3 separate regions of the Homo sapiens genome follow, and regions 1 and 3 are each linked to region 2. Evidence: read pairs that join two places in POLR2A ChIA-PET (ENCODE). Cell type or tissue: MCF 10A. All regions are shown on one strand. Links, peaks and the distances in the headings refer to the core of each region. The heading gives the core; the rest is flanking DNA.

Region 1 (4,432 bases), core at 96-4,095, 89 kb after region 2:
GAAAATAAATTCCATTACGACTACATAGGATTTTCTCTTAAATAGAATTTTTTTTCCTTTCTTGCTTTTTAAGTAGTATGGAAAAGAAAGGGGGAAAGGAAATGAGGAGTAACACTGCAGTCAGTACAACCCAATTGCTTGACAAATCATAATAATGAAGACAAGGTAGCAACATAGGACAATGTATTTGATATAATGTTAGATGGGGATAAAAAACATACACGATGGGTGTGGGGGGAAGGATGTCTACAGAGTAAGACTAGGCAGGGTTATACACAAAAACATGAAGCTAGTTTTTGTGTTTGGAACAAGAGCATTTTAGATAATTGTTTCTTCTATTTCCCAAACTGTCTAGTAAAGTTATCCCTTTACAGTAGCATTCTTTAAAAGATGGCAGTGGGCCCAACATTTGGCTCCAGCACACACAGCTAGTGATGGGGAATACATTGAAGAAATAAAACTACAAAGAGGGAATTTAGATAACACCTTTTTCTGAGTGACCCCTTTAATAAGGGGCTTCGGTCTCCTTTCACGAGGCAAGGCCTCTTCCCTCATGCAACTAAGGTCCAAGAATCTTTGGGCATGAAAACTTCTAAGGAATATCTGCATCAATCCTTTTTGAGTCTACCTTTCTTGACACATAGTATGGGTAGGACATCAGCAACTATAAACCTGGTAGGTGCCTTAGGAACTGCCGAAGAGGAGACACAGGAAAAGACGCCCACGGCTTTATGTAAGCCACTTAGGAGACAGACTACATGTATCTAATCTATGTAAATTAACGAATGATGGCCAGAGGCAGATTTTTTTTTGTTCTGTTGGAATTAACAGAACCTAACAGCTTCAGTTTGAAAAACATACTCCTATTACAGAAGAATGGACATAACAGACTACCAGGACACGCACATGACCCTGTGAGCAATTTTTGCATGGGTGTATGTTGTACACATGGATGCACATGCACACATCACATAATCTCCAACGTGTGCATAGCTGTCCACTGTAATGACATTTTCTCACTGTGACAAAAGACTGACAGAGAATGCCTGCATTTCCACACATACAGGTTCAGGGATACCTTCCCACGGCCATTCTGCTGGTCCACCGGCTCCGCAAATGATGACTTCATTTCTACCTCTCAAAATGCCCCATCGGTTTGCTTTCTCTATCACAAACAAATGTGACCTTTTCTCCCCAAGTGCCATCTTTGGGTACAGCTGTAGGAACGATAGGCCAGTCAAAGGCTGGTTCAAGCAACTGATTTCCCCAAATAGCTCTGAGAGGTTCTTGTCAGGACTCAGGTTAAGCCAGCTGTCTGTATCACTGAAAATGGTACTTGCTGGTTGCACTTCACACCCACTTCTCTGGTTCTCTCCTTCCAGGAAGTCTATTTTTCAGTTACAAGAACTGTTTACTTTGGCTTACAGGCTGATGGGCACTCCCTCCTTCAAGAGTGTTTCCCAATCCTCTGCCTCCATTCATTTACTCTACTAATGTCTGAGGAAAAGTGTGCTATTCCATCAGCAAGAACAGTTCTGGGTCCTTTACCCACACCCTCGATTTAACTGTGGGATCATGAGTTTTGAGAAACACACACACTTCTCATTTTGGCAGCATTTGCCATCAGCTCAAATACTCCTTCTGCTGATAAAGTCTTAGAGAAGGCAACACTGAAAAGAAAACATACCTGCCTAGGAAGTCTGGGAACAGATTTTTAAGCTTTTTTTATATGAAGCCATATAAAAGTTTTAAAAATATTTTTAACGAGTTATAGGAAAATCATCAGTGGACCCTCAAAAAATAACCTTGCTTAAATCTTCACTGTTCATTGCCACTGTTCATTATGGACAACCAGAGCTCTACAGCTATAACTTTACTTAGCCATCAGTTCCAGCTTCTCTCCTTCCCTTTCCTAAAACTTTTGTAACTGGTGATGACCAATAAAAGGATCTGAAGTGGGCTACTGGGAAAGCCACCAACCATACACTAACATTATCAACAATTTCCATCAGGTATGAGATGAGCATCGTAAACTTGGGAAAGCTGAAGGGCCATGCCGCAGCAGAAAATTAAACCTGCCCTAAGAAAATGGGCACATTGACTAAAGTGATAAAATGGCACAGGTACCTGAACTTATATCCAGGAGAATTCTGCATGTGTCTTTGACTCTATATACTTTATCTTGGCCAAAACTCTCTATCTTTAGCAGCTGAAAAGCTTAGCACCAAATGTATCAAGGTTTTAATTTGCTATGTATCCTTAAGTTTCTAATGTCTTATTCCATCTTAATTTGTAAACCTCCTTAAAACCTTTAGAAAAACAAACAAAGAACTTATAACTAGTGCTACAGAAAAAACAATTCCACACTGAATGTGGAATTACTAAATAACAAGTTGGGGCTCCAGCCACTAATCATCAAAAATTCCTGTCTCTGAAGTCATAGGGTTTGGAGTAAATCCAAACGGAATTTTGCTTTCCTAAATGCCTTAAAGTGCATTCCTATGGAATTCCTGCTCGAACCATTGTGAGGCATTTTAATTATTCCCAGTCACACACTTCCACCCTCAGGTTGTTGGCTTAGGATTTCCTTCCCCAAAGAAGCTGTACAGTTAAAAATTCCTTAGGATATCTGGAGATCACCTGAAGCAGTAAACAGGTTGCACCACACTGCACTTGGCACTCACATATTGAACATTCAGTACATGTTTCTTAAACTAAACACCCTCCTGATTAATCAACATAAATGTTTGTTAAGACACAATCCTGGATTAGCTGAGAATTCAGAAGTCTATTTTGCTATCACCAAGTCATGATGATATGGTCATCTGAAGTGTGTTGATAATTTATAACCGATTTATCAGTTATTGTTTACAAGCAGCTGATCACCACAGTATCTCAACCGTTTAGTATATCAGATCCCTGGCAGTCAAGAGAAGGTTACAAGCAACCACCCACGAGGAAAATTCCTATAAGCTGATAAGGGGTTAGTGAATGAAAGATGACACCTTTATGACAAACTGACAAGAAGAAAAGTCCACACAAATAAAAATTATCTTTAAATATTTGCCAAAAAAATACAGCTGAAACTAATTCATCATGGAAACATTACAAAAAATTCTAAGACTGATCGGCATGAGCAAAGTTAACCAGTTTGAGCTTCCTCCTGCAATGCTATGGCTTCTCACTGGGATTCTCTTAACGGGGAGTGCCATTCGTTTCAGTTTCCACAATGCAGACCAAATGGTTCGATGAAAAAGTTTTTGTATAATATCTTGGATGACCTTGAGTCTAGATTTAGTCAACAAATGCTCATTGAGTTCTTCCTGTGTGCCAAGCGCTAGAATAACACACAATCCTGGCACTCAAATAGATCACAATGAGGCAGAGAGACAGAAATGTGAACTCTAACACAGTATGAAAAGTGCTATAACAGGGGAAGGAGAAAGTGCTATTTATGGTCACTGGGGGATGGGGGATGGGGGATGGCATTACTTTTTCCTGGGCAGGGCAGGAAGGCTTCACAAAGGAAAGAGCATAAACTGGCAGGGCTTGAGGGATGCCAACACATATTAAAGGACGTGAAGACAACTATGGGGGCGTCTGAAACCTGACACCACACCCATTTTCCAGTTGCTGGCCTTAGTTGCTGGCCAAGTCTTTGGTTGCACTAGATATTAAGAAGAATGTGTTGACCACATCTCCTAATTTTCTGAGCTCTCAAAGGGTCTTTGTCCAAGATACACTGGAAATAAAGTTGGAAAACCTAAAACTTCAGGAGCAAGATGGTCAGGTCTTTAATTTAGGGGTCTAATTTTCCCTTACCTGTGGGCTTTTAGTAATAACATGCAGACTGCTAAGGTCCTATGGGAAGTTAAATGCTTATTATACTAAGATTAGAAGTAGAGGGGGAATAACTATGCATATGAAATATGTCCCCTCTAAAGAAAAAAAGTTCACTGTTCCTTCTTAACTAGTGGTCATCCTTTATCCCTTCTCTCTCTTTTTAGCTCCTAATACCATCTACTTTTCCATTCTCTCAAGAAATATTATCACTCAAGCATTTCTGACTCAAGGGCATTCACTTACATATTCACACACAATTTTAAAAATATAATAACCTGGATTATTTTCAGTGCCAAACATAGCTGTAATTATGTATTTCTTTTGGACATGCTTTATGTTATTAAAGCATGTAAATACTTTATCTCCCTCAAGTTTTCCAGCCCTCAGTTGGCAGAAAGTCTTTTCTTTTTCCTTTCTCTTTCCAAAGCAACTAATACAATTTCCTGAATAGACAGTCAATAAACTTGGTTGCTGAGGGCTCACCTTTTCCCAGGGCAGTGTTTGAAAATAATTTCATCTACTGCCAACAAAAAACACCTCTGGCTTCTTTCATTTTACTTATTTACCTACAGAGGTCTTCCATTTCTCA
Region 2 (4,432 bases), core at 259-4,258:
GGGGAGAGATGTATGGGTCAGAGGGTGGAGAAGATGACGGCGGGAGTTCCCAGGTTGACAGGAGTAAAAGGAAGACATCCTAAAAAAAGACATCCTGGCAGGAAGTATGTGGGTATTTACATACGGTAGAGGTCAAGATCAGGAAAGGTAATGTTCCCAGCAGGGAAAACTATCAATACATTCATTAATTGTGCTTTTGTCCCCCCTTCTTATTTAAGTAATTGGTTTGTTCACTTATTGTTCTTTGGATCTTTAATAAATTAAAATATGCTTATAGTCCACAAGTACTTCAATAATGAGGCCCAGAGATTTAATTACATTTATAGTTAACCATGGAACTAGAAAAGAAATTACTTTAGGTTATGATTTGCATCAAGGACTATTAAAGCCACTGGAAAGGTGGCTTTAAACACCCCACTATCACCCCAAGGTAGGCTCCTTGAGGATTCTTCCATGTGGGGTGGCAGTTCTATTGGATTCCTGGGAGAAGAGGGTGTTAGGTCATTCAGGTTTTGCTGCAATTGTATTTCTACCAGTGGTTTCAAGTAAAGGTTTGCCTGTTTTGTGTGAGTAGAGCTTGGAGCTCTCAATTCATACGCTATATTCCTGCAGGACAATCATTTTCTAGCGCTGAGTAAATGTGAGCTGGGCTTTTAGTGCCTGATAAGGTCATCCCATACTTTGTCACGCTTATATCCCTAGCCATTGCAGTGGTAAGCACATAATCATACTGCTGTGATATAACAGTAACATTATATTGTTTACATTTATTGTACTTGGCACTCTGTACAACTTAAAACTCTCTGGAGTTTATAGATAAATGGGGCTAGAATACTGACAGGCCACACCCTGGCCCCAATGTGTAGATGTGATTACAATGAAAGCATCCCGCAAGAATAGCTGATTAACCTTCTCTTACAAATCTTCTATGATTCCACATTCTTGCCTACACACGTGCTCCAGGGAATCATTCTACTCTAAACACCTGAGAGTGTACAGTCAACCAAAAAATACCTCTTCAGATGTTGTCCTTCAACACTTGAACAACCTTTACTGAACACGTGCACTTACGTGCTGGGTTCTCTGCTATGCTGTTAGGAGTCACACCACACTGAACACCATGACTAAGTCTGCCATGAAGTCTTTTTTCCCCTTTTATGTTTGACCTATTTTCCCAACATTTGTTTAAAAAATTTACAATTTAAAAAATACATTTAGGGAGTACAAGTGCAAGTTTCTTATAGACATATATTGCATAGAGGTGAAGTGTGAGCTTTTAGTGTACCTGTCACCCAAAGAGTAAACATTATATGCATTACGTCTTCCTAACATTTAAATATTCCTATTTTTTTTTTAAAGTCCCTTACAAGTTGTCTCCAGCAGGCTACAGAAGAGCTGAAGTTGCACCCAACCACCTATTAACCCACCTAGGAAAGGAAAATGTTTTATGCTGAATCTTTACAACTAAACTGACTGCATAATAAAGATCCTGGTTTTGCTAGCTGGTGTGACCCCAGCTCCTGTCTCCTTGTTTCCTTCCCTGCAAAGCCTTCTGATCTACCTGTTGCCATCTTTTGACTTTTCACAGCTTCCCCTGAACGTGAAATTAGCATCTTAATCAAGAAAGAGCTGATGAAAGAACCACAAAAGGTAAAAATCTGGGCTTAGGTCAGATATCTATTGGGTAGCTATCTATTAGGTTAAAACCTTACTGAAACTGCCAGTTTTGCAGTTCGAAATGGTCAAATAGCAATTCCTTATTTTCAACATAATACAACTCACATGAGTTATCTTTTAACAGGTATGTTTACATTCACTCTGTCAGGTAACAAAAGGGGACCCCATCATGACCCATATTTGCCCAGGAAGTCTGTTATATCTACAAATGATATGAGTCCCATGTAGTTTTAAAAAATTCTTCAGTAAGATTATTCTAGATTCTCTGGTTAACACACACTGCAGGAGGTATTCTTCCCTTTCACCGATGGGAACAGGAGTTACACAGCTTAGTCAAGTGACCTGATTTTAAATAGGGTTTCCTGTTCTCTGTGTTTTCCACTAGAAGAGACTAGATTTTCCTCTACTGAGTCATGAACAGGAAATGCTGAACTACAGAAGAACTGACGCATGCAACCTGTACCGTCCTCACCACATTCTTTCTCTTCATTTTAATTCTTTTTGTCCTCCCTAATCTTTCCCTCCCTTTATCCCCATCTCTGGATAAGGAGCAAGCAAAGGAAAGGAGAACACAAAAGGGGCAGAGCAAACAGCATTTCATGAGAAAAGCTGCAGTGAGCTGATTTCAACACTTACCCCTCATTTCTGAAGCCCTCTCCCCAATTTCCAGTTCTAGTCCAATCTCCCCCTGCCCACGTCTCTGTCTCTCCCAAACCATGCTACACCCATCCTAAGGCTCAGTTCCCAAACTTCTGCAGTCAAAATTTATCTTCCATTACTCCTCATTTTATGTATCACTTTCTCAGCCTAGCATTCAACACTCTGAAGTCCATATAACCCTTTCTCAATTCTGTTTCCCAGTATTTCCCTTCATTTTCCATTGCTACGGTCATGCTCTTTTCTCCAAATAAGTCCGCACTTTGCTGTCTCTGCACTGCCTGCCCTAATGGCCTCTGCACATTCCTCATCCAGCCCTTATGCCCAGTTGTCTTTCTAGGCCAACCTCGGATAACAGCTTCTTCTCTGAACCCCCAAACACCACACTTTTCTTACAGCACCCTCTTTCTCTATTTTGTGGTAACTTGAGGACTCACCTTAACATAAGCTCTTCTAGTACCTATCATGTCTAGTCATATAAATGTTTCTTAAGTGGAAGTGAACTGCAGAGGAACAAGACAGGAATAACAGTAACACAACAAAACAAAAACACAAAAGAAAGTGAGGAGAGCACTGAGATTTCTCTACTGTGAATTCATAAAGGCCACCCCAGGCAGAGCTATTTGCATGACCTTGAGCAGAAGTGCTAAGGTTTTAAAAAATGAAACAAAACAGCTTTATTGAGATATAATTCACTTACGATAAGTATTCACCCTTTTAAAGTACACAATTCAGTGGTTTTATACTCACAAGGTTGTATAACCATCACTAGTACCTAATTTCAGAACATTTTCATCATCTCAAAAAGAAATCCTGTACTCACTAGCAGTCACTCCCTTTCCCCTGATCTCCGGCCCTTAGCAACCACTAATTTATGTTCTGTCTCTATGGACTTGCCAATTCTGGATAGTTCATATAAATGGAATCATACAATATGTGGGCTAAGGGCTTTTTAACTTCAAAGAAGATGCAACCTGTATTTGCAAGTAACCAGAAAAATAAAGCCTCTAATGTAATCCTTAGAGTTAATATAATGATCAATCGAGGTACCACATTAATAAATTTTTGCATAATGTAACCACAGCTGCAGCCAGGTGGGACTTGGTAAAGCTGTCTTTTTTTTTTCTCAAGTAGGTAATGGATTCAAGCTCAGTGGGCACCTGAGTGCCTGAGTACAATGGAACTCAGAAATCATGGAAACCCCTAGAGGGCACTCACCCCCTTAGGAGGTTCTGCTGACTGAAGGGCGGTGAGTACACATTTAAGCTTTCCCTTCATGTCCTTTGCTTCCTGGACTTCACAGACAATCCCAGGCAGGCCAGAAGGTCAGAGTCCGAGCTCCTGGGCATAGCTTGCAAGGTGCTCCTAAGTCTGCCTCTACCTGTTATTAGTTTCCATATTCTACTGGTTCCTGCACACACCCTACACTCCAGCAACAATGATGATCTGATGTCACTCAATCACCTGCCACCACCCCTTATCACTCCAGCCACAGCTCATGTCCACCCAGCCTCAAATCCCTGCCTCTCCCTTGCCCCTGGTGAATTCCCCACAACCTTAAGACCATCTACCCTGTAAGACCTTCTCTGGTCAAAAAACAAACAGGATTAATTTTCCCTCCTCTGACTTGCAACAGTACGTAACGGTAGTAACTCTTGAAGTGCATCGGCCCATCATACTAAATCAAAATCAGACTGTTTCTCCTGTGAATTCCTCTAGTGCAGGGGGCATGTCTTACTTGTCTTATAAATAATAGTAAAAAAATGATAAAGGTACCCAACCAATAATCTGAAATAAACTTTTTCATGGATACTAAGTCAGGGGTTAGACCATGTATTGTTTTATATTTTTTATTTTTATACATTTTAGACTGCAAGCTTCTAGGTACAGTGCTTTTCAAAATTAGTATGTGGAAGGAAAGACTATGGAATGTGTTTAAAATGCAGATGCCAGGGTACCCACTCAAACATTGTTTTTCTGCAGGTTTGGGGAGCGGCTCCAGAATCTGCCCATATAATAGGCTCTCCAGGAGAGTCTGCTGATGGGAATTTGCAATCCACTTTCCAAGAACTTTGTGCCTAGATGCGCAAAGCCTGGG
Region 3 (4,432 bases), core at 267-4,266, 99 kb after region 2:
CCTGTGACACTGGCATCAGCCAGAAATTTGTTAGAAATGTAGAATCACAGGCATCACCCCAGACTAACTTAATCAGACTTGCAATTTTAAATACCTAGGTGATTTGTGTGCACACTAAAATTTCAGAAGCACAGTTTTATCTCACTTAACCCCCACAGCGAACCTAGGAGGTACCGACGACTAACAGAAAAACTGGCTTACACAAGTGATGTCACTACTGTAAAGCACAGAGACAAGACCCATAGGCGATGCTCATGAATATTTTCAGGCAGAAGAATGGCAGAAGAACAGGTAGAGCTAGAAAAAGAACAAGAGGAATGGATAATCCTCTGACTTCTGGTTTTGCCTAGTTTATACCAACTGCAGCAGCAGGTTGGAACCATAGCCCCCATGGCGTCGAGCTGTTTCTTTGCTCAAGCCAGGCCAAATCCTGCAGTGGTCATCAGTGTGCACACTCAGGAGCTAGGAGCAAAATTTCCTCCCAGAAGATAATGTGAAGCAAAGTGCACACTGCTGATTATAGCACATCTAGGTTCCCGCCTCCTCCCCAAATTAAGTATTTTTAATTATTTGTTCACAGATAAATGGTTACATTTATAATTCCTACAAATCAATGCAAAATAATATCAGACCTAAAACATTACTCAAAATATACAAACTTTGTAGAAATCATTTAGACAAGGTATAAAAAGATAGTCATGGGGGGGGGGGGCGGCGACGACTGCTGAATTCAGTAACAATTTGCTCCCTTTCTAAGAGCCCAACCTCCTTAACTGCTTACCATCAATGACTGAGGTAGATGGGGATTAAGAGAACAAGAGACTGAGCCCAAGTAAAATTGTTTCACTTATACTGGTTAGTAGCCTTGTTAGTAAGCATGTTCCATGTGCCAGTCATTCTTTTAACTGCTCATTAGGGATGCACTGAGTCCTTATAGCAACCCTATCATTAACCTGACTACACAGATGAGAAAACTGAGACACACAGAAGCAGAGTGCAGATTTGACCCCAGAAACCAAGTTCTTTTTTTTTTTTTTTTTTTGAGACAGGGTCTTGCTTTGTCGCCCAGGCTGGAGTGCAGTGGTGCGATTTCAGCTCACTGCAGCCTCTGCTTCCTGGGTTCAAGCAATTCTCCCACCTCAGCCTCCCTAGTAGCTGGGATTACAGGGGCCTGCCACCAAGCCTGGCTAATTTTTTTGTATTCTTAGTAGAGACAAGGTTTCACCATGTTGGCCAGACTAGTCTTGAACTCCTGACCTCAGGCGATCCATCTGCCTCAGCCCCACAAAGTGCTGGGATTACAGGCATGAGACACCACGGCCGGCCCCAAGTTCTTGAACATTACACTTTTCCACCAACATGTAGGTATTTTCATGTGGGGAATTAACTGGGACTGGAGGAGGGAGGTAAGGAATTGATACCTGTTCACTTTGCAACTAACAAAGGAAAATAGGTTCTTTAAAAACATTTACTTTTTTCATGTGGGCCCAAGATAAAACACGTAAGAGTTTAGTGTTTACCTTGAGGGTATTCTTACATAGAGGTATATTCAACCATTCCTCTGTCTTGACTTAGGAAGTCTTGACTAAACAGAGGTTTTCAAAGATGTGACCAGGCTACTGCCCAGGGCAAGCAGCAGGGTGGGTGAAGCTGAGAGGTGCTGATAAAGGGACACCTCCCAGTTTACTGCCCACGCTTATCCGCCTAGTGAAACAAGCTAGAACAAAGAGAAAATCACTCTCAAAAGGAAACTTGCCGTTTTGAAGCACAGCTACTAAAGCATTAAGAATGCAGCTTCATTCTTAGATGTTGAGAAACACTGAGACCAATTGCACAGGCTCTAAGGAGAATGGGTAGGATCACCTCCCCTGCCAAAAGAAAGGGCTACTACTCACACTTTTAAACCTAGTTCAAATTCAAATTCCCCTTTCTGCTTTGCCACCAGAGCCTCAAGAGATCACTTCAGATGCTTTAATTCCTACAACTAATTTTATCCATATATTTCACTAGCCAATTAATCATACACAGACTTGCAAAATCACTTCTACTTGGCTTGAATTTATATTATTATGTAGACTTTTTGCAAGTCTACATAATAGACTTTTTGCAGTCTTGCTGTCTTTATTTCTTATCTTGATTAAGTGTACAGAGCAAAGAATATGTTGGAGAGGTCCCCGGGCTCCCTAGTTTCCCCCTCACCCCAGCAGAAGGCCTTGTACAGCATAGAAGACCAATGAATGAATGACTGATTTCCATGCAAAGGCAAGTCAGATCTTTGAAAATGCAGCTTTGCAGAATTAGACCTCTGAGAAGGAAAGCTTTCAATGTGTTATTCATGCATGCTTGGCTAGTCTACTGTTTCTCCCTCAAATAATTAAATGAGCTTTACTGGGGTGTCTCCAAAATCCTGATACCAAACGTGCCATACGGAACACAGTGTTACAGGAACCCGCTTCACTAAATGTATTTCCCTTCCACTCATTTTACCACCTCCTACCCTCTTGTATTTACAGGCTAAAGCAACACTATCATCTCTGCTTGCACCATAGCCTGGGAGATGTTAAGCACACCCACATTTTTCAGGAATTTCACAATTAATGTCTGGAATGTGTTTTGGATTATTCTTCAAAGGATGATATACTTGTGCTAAGATGAATTCAATATTTTCCCTTCTCCCATTCGTCATTCTTTAGTCCACCCCCTCATTACCTCCTTAGGGTCATCTGTTTCATCTACAATATATCCCCCAACTTCATAATGCCCATCCCCTGCCTCACCCAGCTGTTCACTCATTCATCCCGGTCATTGCATCTTCAACAAACCACACAAAACAAAGAAACCTGTACCAAGTCACCAAATACCTCCTACAAATGGATGTAATGCCTACACAGATTAAGGACTGTTCAGTTTTCTTCATATATTAATCTGACTGCTTACAACCCTACTGCCAACCTCTTGCTTGGAGATTTTCCTGGTCAGTGTACAATATGTGTGAATGGCAACAAATATCTCCAGACTTGCTATTTTTGCCATTCTGATAATACACAATCCATCTGCCCTTTGCCAAGTGTTTTATGTGACAGGACTCCTCAATAACAGGGAAGATTCTATAAGCCTGGCAATCAAAGTGAAGGTCACTGAGTCCTGTCATTTATTTAAGTGCAGTGAATAGTTGGTCTCTCCATGTTTTGCCAATATTTACTTTTGGGAGGAACTAATTATTTCCTTGTTTACTTCGTTGGTTTCTCTTCCCATTCCCTGTTAACATAATGTTATAGGCCCTCTGCTTGTTCCTCTCTGGGATCTAAGGGCTCCCTGTCTACCTAAGGACTTCTGAGAGGAAAAATGAAACCCATTATTCCAAAACAAAGCCAAGAGCTTAATTTTTCTAACTATAGAAGCTGATATTTTGCCCCCCTCCCGTTACTTAATGAGTGAATTAAAATTCGTGGACTCTTAACTTCAGGCCCTACTACAGAGTGGTGAGAGTAGTTTCCATGCGGCTTGTGCAGAATGAAATGTTTGGGTTCATTATCTGGCCTCCTGCAGCCTGCTTTCTGGAGCAGATCCCGCATACATTTTCTTCCAAGCAGCCATCATCTTCACTGACTGTCTTCCAGGGATAAGCAAAGAAACTTTGCATGGCAAGTTTCAGGAAACAAAATTCTGTTTTTTGCTGTAAGTACCCCACTATGTATACATAGTTCTCTTACACACTGCCCAATGAAAAATGGGTAAAAGGAACAGTTAAAATTCCTGGGGGAAATAAAAGGAGGATTGCGTTCTGAAAGAGGTCGTTTTTAGATAGCAATGGTGAAAAAGATGGAATGCTAAGTTCCAAAATATGAAGCTACTGAGTAAATAGTCACCAAGAAAAAAATTGGTGCTTATCTGATCTAGCTATCACCTGAATCTAATACAACAGAGTCCTCGGAACAGTGACTCAAGTAGTCTCCACCTGGTTCCTCATCACTCTGTCTGTACAAACTGCCAAAGCAAGTCACCATCTGCCCTTTAACTGCCCAGAGAGGCTGGTCATGCTCTCTCACCTTGCCTCACTCCTTATAGAAGCATAAAGCGCTATGACACATGGGAGAAGAAATGGCTCTCAACCCCTTAGCTCAAAACATAATTCTCACTGTCCAATCAAAATCTTCTTTCTAGAAAATCTCACTTCATTAATTTTTCTAAACTCTGCCTTCGATCCTCCAAAGATGTCTTCCATCCAGATTTCTTTCTCAGGGGTTCAGGATCCACACTTGTTTCTCTGGCTTCTAGGTGATTTTCCTGGAGGCAGGCAGCCTGGCCAAGAAAACAGGCCAGTTAGGATGCTGCAAAGAGCAACAGGAGGTCTTAGCAGACGAATGGAAAGAGGAAAAAGACCTGCACTCTCCTAAGTTCCAAAAAGCACTTTCTAGACTGACAGAAAGTA

The links. Peaks named below come from ENCODE experiments on the same cell type or tissue, not always from the same donor. Only the 100,000 strongest peaks of a DNase experiment are listed, where the experiment ranks them.
Region 1: POLR2A ChIA-PET joins it to region 2 with 36 read pairs; 7 of 35 experiments call an interaction of 5 or more read pairs at or near these places.
Region 3: POLR2A ChIA-PET joins it to region 2 with 37 read pairs; 16 of 35 experiments call an interaction of 5 or more read pairs at or near these places.

The regions. Positions count from the first base shown.
Region 1 is chr2:36,370,302-36,374,733 of GRCh38, reverse strand. The region is part of intron 1 of CRIM1 (cysteine rich transmembrane BMP regulator 1); the gene reads right to left. LOC124907753 (a long non-coding RNA gene) reads right to left here. Exons shown (of 2, transcript XR_007086281.1): 1 at 1-4,432. Among named protein-coding and RNA genes, the nearest start is that of CRIM1, 17 kb to the right of the region's middle. In MCF 10A, for the core only: no CTCF peak of the experiment used is centred there; DNase peaks (open chromatin) are centred at 1,413, 2,513 and 3,453.
Region 2 is chr2:36,459,131-36,463,562 of GRCh38, reverse strand. The region is part of intron 4 of CRIM1 (cysteine rich transmembrane BMP regulator 1); the gene reads right to left. Among named protein-coding and RNA genes, the nearest start is that of CRIM1, 110 kb to the right of the region's middle. RefSeq lists silencers at 2,083-2,377, 2,503-2,797 and an enhancer at 4,286-4,432. In MCF 10A, for the core only: a CTCF peak has its summit at 3,530 (motif pointing right); DNase peaks (open chromatin) are centred at 2,052 and 3,572.
Region 3 is chr2:36,359,810-36,364,241 of GRCh38, reverse strand. All of the region lies in intron 1 of CRIM1 (cysteine rich transmembrane BMP regulator 1), which reads right to left. Among named protein-coding and RNA genes, the nearest start is that of CRIM1, 6.2 kb to the right of the region's middle. In MCF 10A, for the core only: no CTCF peak of the experiment used is centred there; DNase peaks (open chromatin) are centred at 1,791 and 2,581.